Regions from separate parts of the Homo sapiens genome. Here region 1 is linked to region 2. Evidence: read pairs that join two places in POLR2A ChIA-PET (ENCODE). Cell type or tissue: endothelial cell of umbilical vein. All regions are shown on one strand. Region 1 overlaps CUX1 (cut like homeobox 1). Region 2 overlaps CUX1 (cut like homeobox 1).

What was found. ChIA-PET counts read pairs that join two places held together with the same protein. Peaks named below come from ENCODE experiments on the same cell type or tissue, not always from the same donor. Only the 100,000 strongest peaks of a DNase experiment are listed, where the experiment ranks them.
Region 1: POLR2A ChIA-PET joins it to region 2 with 6 read pairs; 4 of 35 experiments call an interaction of 5 or more read pairs at or near these places.

The regions. Positions count from the first base shown.
Region 1 is chr7:102,183,957-102,186,456 of GRCh38, reverse strand. All of the region lies in intron 11 of CUX1 (cut like homeobox 1), which reads right to left. Among named protein-coding and RNA genes, the nearest start is that of SH2B2, 100 kb to the left of the region's middle. In endothelial cell of umbilical vein, no CTCF peak of the experiment used is centred here; no DNase peak of the experiment used is centred here.
Region 2 is chr7:101,951,738-101,954,237 of GRCh38, reverse strand. The region is part of intron 2 of CUX1 (cut like homeobox 1); the gene reads right to left. Among named protein-coding and RNA genes, the nearest start is that of CUX1, 140 kb to the right of the region's middle. RefSeq lists enhancers at 915-1,209, 868-1,393, 550-1,749, 1,394-1,920. In endothelial cell of umbilical vein, no CTCF peak of the experiment used is centred here; a DNase peak (open chromatin) is centred at 1,047; H3K27ac peaks cover 1,740 bases.

The DNA of each region.
Region 1 (2,500 bases), 230 kb before region 2:
GTTTTGCTGAGAGCTAAACAGCTTCCATTGAGGGTTCTGCCATCTACCTAGGGGCAGTTGAACTAGGAAGTCCCCAAGATCTCTTCTGTAAACCTTCTATGACGTTTTCTGTCTTGGGCAGACAAGCTGGATGGAGCCTAGGGGAGGCTGCTTGGCGACGCTTCTCCCAACTGCCGGAGCGCCTGTAACCTGGTCCCATGGATGTCTCCATTCTAGTGACCCTGCTGTGAGTGCCACATCTCAAAACCTGCAGACGCAGGGCTCCCATTGACTTCCAATGCTGAAAATGCCCAGTGTGGAAAAAAGACTAACTGTCCTCAGTGCGGTTCTTCGATCAGAAACTCCTTGTTGGGTTCCCAGAAAGCCTGGTTTCGAAGACTCTGACCCTGGGACGGGCGACAGGCACGCCAGTTTCCCAATGTCTCTGAAGACGCACTCCTCCTGTCAGGTCACGCTACCGCTGGCCGCGTGGTATGCTAGACCTGCGCTTATTCCTAGCATTTCATACGCTATCTGATTTCATGATTGCAAAACTTTTGCAGATGGGTCTGACTACCCAAAGAAAGAAAAAAATCTCTGGGGTCCTACAGTGCAGATCTTGACAGAGCTGAGGCCGGTCCTACGTGCCTGCAGGGAGGAAGTGAGATGCCGGAGAGGCCAGGATGAGCCGGGGGCTCTCTGCAAACCTGGACTCCAGAGTCCGACAGATCCTGGCTCCACCACGTACTTGCAGGGTGAACCTAGATAAGACTCAACATCTTGGGTCAGGTGTGGTAGCTCGCTTGAGCATAGGAGTTCAAGATAAGCACGACAACATAGCAAGACCCCGTCTCTACCAAAAAAAAAAAACAAAAAAAAAACCCCAAAACATTAGCTGGGTGTGTTAGCATGTGCCGGCAGTCCCAGCTACTCAGGAGGCTGGGGCAGGAGGATCACTTGAGTCTGGGAGGTGGAGGCTCCAGTGAGCTGTGATGGTGCCACTCCACCCCAGGCAAAAGAGTGAGACCCTGTCTCTAAATACATAAATAAATCAACCAATCAACCAACCAACCAACCTACCCACCCAGACTTGACTTCTCCAAGCCTCAGTTTCCTTATCTATAAAATGGGGATCATGTTTATATGTTACAGTGCTTTGATGAGGATTAAAAAAATATTGGGTACTTAGAGCTTAGTACAGTGTGGGCACATGGCAAAGTGCTCTGTAAATGGTGGTTAGCACTGTTACTGTCCTTGTTACTACAATTACTACATCCCTGCTAGGTGGGGTTGAATCTGGCTACATTGGATCTGAAGAGAGTCTCTGGTTCTGTTTCTCCAGGGGCTCTGTTCGTGAAGGTCTGCGGATCTCAGCCTGTCACCTCCCAGGGTCCCCGCTATTCTGTAGCAGAGCCACAGAGAAAGAGCACATGTGCCCTGGAGTGGCTCCCGCTGTCAAGGGTAACTTCATGTCCAAGGCTGTGGAAAGAGAATCTGGGAACTGGTCATCTTCCTGAAAAATGCACTTGTCTGGCTGGGTGCAGTGAGTCATGCCTTGAATCCCAGCACTTTGGGAGGCCGAGGCAGGAGGATTGCTTGAGCCTAGGAGTTCAAGACCAGCAGGGGCAACATAGAGAGACCCTGTCTCTACAAAAATTTAAAAATTAACTGGGTGTGGTGGTGCACACCTGTAGTTCCAGCTACTTGGGAGGCTAAAGTGGGAGGATCACTTGAGCCCTGGAGGTTGAGGCTGCAGTGAATTATGATCACGCCACTGTACTCCATCCTGGGGCAAAAGAGCAAGATCCTGTCTTTAAAAATAAAATAAAATAAAATGCATGAATCTAAGGAACACACGTGGGCTTTACACAGACAGGTAAGAAAAGGCCAAGTGTCAGAGACCTGGCTGCCAACCTGGTCCTACCCTAGCTGACTGTGACCTTGGATAACCTTAGCCTGTTTGGGCCTCACATTTCTCATCTGAAGAATGGGGAGATTCAGAATGAATATGGGTTTTCAAAGGACAGTGGTGAGATGTAGGATGATCAAGTGCCAATCAAACACGCCTGTTGTAATAATACGATGGAAAAGATACACGGAGCCCACATGGCTCCAGAAACCTAGCTGGTGCTCCCCAGCTGGGTCCTGAAATGCCAGAAGAATTGTCTATTTGAAGCTCTTAAAAGCCTGGCTAAGACTTAAATGATAATAAACTTTACAATGCCAACTATTTTGGCTTTAGCAAATTAGGTGTTTAATCTATAAACTATGTCTATCTACTGCAGGGCATGGTGTTTCACGCCTGTAACCCCAGCACTAGGGGAGACTGAGGTGGGAGGATCACTTGAGCCCAGGAGTTCGACACCAGCCTGGGCAACATAGCAAGACCCCATCTCTACAAAAGATATAAAAATTCGCCGGGTGTGGTGGCGTGTGCCTGTAGTCCCGACTACTTGGGAGGCTGAGGTGGGAGGATTCCTTGAGCCAGGGAGGTCGAGGCTACAGTGAGCTATGATGGTGC
Region 2 (2,500 bases):
GCTACACGTGTGCACCACTGTACCTGGCTAATTTTCACATTTTGTCATAGAGATGGGCTCTTGTTATGTTGCCCAGGATGGTCATAAACTCCTGTCTCAGGCGTCTCAGACACATAAACTCGTGTCTCAGGTGATCCTCCCGTCTCAGCCTCCTGAGTAGCTGGGACTACAGGTGTGCACCACCATGCCTGGCTGACTTAAAAAAATTTTTTTTGTAGAGATGGGGGTCTTGCTGTGTTACCCAGACCAGAGGGTTACAATTTGAAAAGATACTGAATTTACTTGGTCTTCCAGAACCAAGAGCCTAAGACATACAGACATGCTGCCCATAAAGAGAATTAAAAGGCAAATGTAAAACTCCAAGCCATAATTTCAACATCACAACGTGAGAAGTGAACAAATGCTTTTTTTTTTTTTGTGGATTTCCCAGAAGAAAACCCTTAAAAGCAAAGGCTGTGCTTCCCCTTCAACCCTCCAGTCGTGAGACAAAACAGACATCGCCAGGCCCGACTGTGTCCTGGCACGGGCCTGAGGCTCTGCTGATCCAGCGCCTTATCTATATTTGGTACGTGAGGTAAAGCAAGAACATCTTATTCCTCCGCCTTTAATAAGCCAGCTTAAGACATCATTACTCACCACCAGAGTGAACTCATTTTGAAACTCTGAAGATGGAGAGGCCACTCTTCGCATTTCTTACTAAAAGAGAAGTGGCTCCTCTCCCCTGATTCCTACAACAAGAGCTGCCACAAATACCTTTAAAAAGGGGCAAGGTAAATTCGCTCACCAACTCACCGTGTAATTTCATCAACGAGAAGGCCGAACAACAACACATAGGGAAGTGTTTTTCTTCTAATAAGTACCTTTCTCCAAGAAGCCACCAATTATGAGGGCCGGGAATGTATTTAAATGCTTCTTACCGCACCAAGTGGAAGATCAGCCACTTTTTATTTATTACTTATTTGAAAGGGAGGGAGAATGAAGAGAATAAAATTTCCTTTTCCTTCTCTAACAAGATGAGTCACAATTTCCAAACATTAATCAATCAGTGAGTCACAGTTGGGGGAGAAGAGGAAATGGCTGGGAGGCCTTCCACTGCAAGCTCTTCCCAGAACCGCAGAGAATCAGGAACCCCAGCGGGCTGACTCGACTTCCCCAGTTCCCCTCACACGTGAGGAGCGGGCAGGGCGGCCAGAAGCCAGGCTTCCTGGCCTCTGAGATGCTCCGAAGGGGTCCCTCTGCTCCTTCATTTACGGAACACACACACATTTCGGAGGTGTCTATTTCATGTTGTAAACAGACGGATAAAATGTCCCGACAGAGCCCATGTCCTCCTGGGAAAGGCAGACAATCAAGTCAGTGACCGCAGAGGACACACACGTGCCCTGCGCACCTATGCACACCCAGTGCAGGGGTGGAAAAGGCAACGGGCAGAGGCAAGGGGTGGGGACCTCCCAACACACCTCTGGGACCAGGTAAGCCCCGAGCTGAGACCAGCATGGCGCAGTGGGGGAGAAGGTGGCGGCAGAAAAGGGAGTGAGCCACACAGGACCACATTTGTGCAAATGCGTGGGTGGGAGAAACAATGGCACGTTTGGAACCCACAGGTGGTTCGGCATCAGTACCAAGTCCACCAGATGAGGGAGGGACACTGGCCAGAGACCAGATGACAAAGGGCCACTGATCCCTGCGAATGAGGTCAACATGTTCTGAAAGGTACTCGGGGTTCCGTAGCAGGGTTCTCAGGCCTTAACCAGGAGAGCTGGTGAAGGCACAGGCGGCTGGGCCTGCCCGCGTATTTTCTGATTCAGCAGGTCTGGAGTAGACCCGAGAATCTGTACTTTTAATTTATTTATTACTGAAACAGGGTCTCGCTCTGTCACCCAGGCTGGAGTGCAGTGGCGCAATCACGGCTCACTGCAGCTCCAACCTTCCAGGTCTCAAGCAATCCTCAAGTCTACTGAGTAGCTGGGAATACAGGCATATGCTACCACGCCTAGCTAATTTTTGTATTTTTTTTTGTAGAGACGGGGTCTCGCTATGTTGCCCAGGCTGGTCTTGAACTCCTCAAACAATCCTTCCACCTTGGCCTCTCAAAGTATTGGGATTATAGGTGTGAGCCACTACGCCTGGTCAGAATCTGCAATTCTAACAAGTCCCCAGGTCCTGTGATGCTGCTGGCCTGGGCCACACCTTGACAGCCACTGCTCTACAGGACAGGAGTTCAAATGGGCCTGATTGTCTTTTTAGATAAAGTTTTATCGGCATACAGCCACGCCCACCATTTTTGTATTATCTATGGCTACTTTACAGCAGAGTTGAGTCTTTGTAACAGACCATATGGCCCTGCCGAAACCTACAGTATTTTACCATCTGGTTCTTTACAGTAAACAGTTTGCCAATCCCTGCTGTAGGCTAATGAGAATGGGTGATAAGAAAAATGCAGTGGCCCATACCTGTAATCCCAGCACTTCGGGAGGCCGATGCGGGCGGATCACAAGGT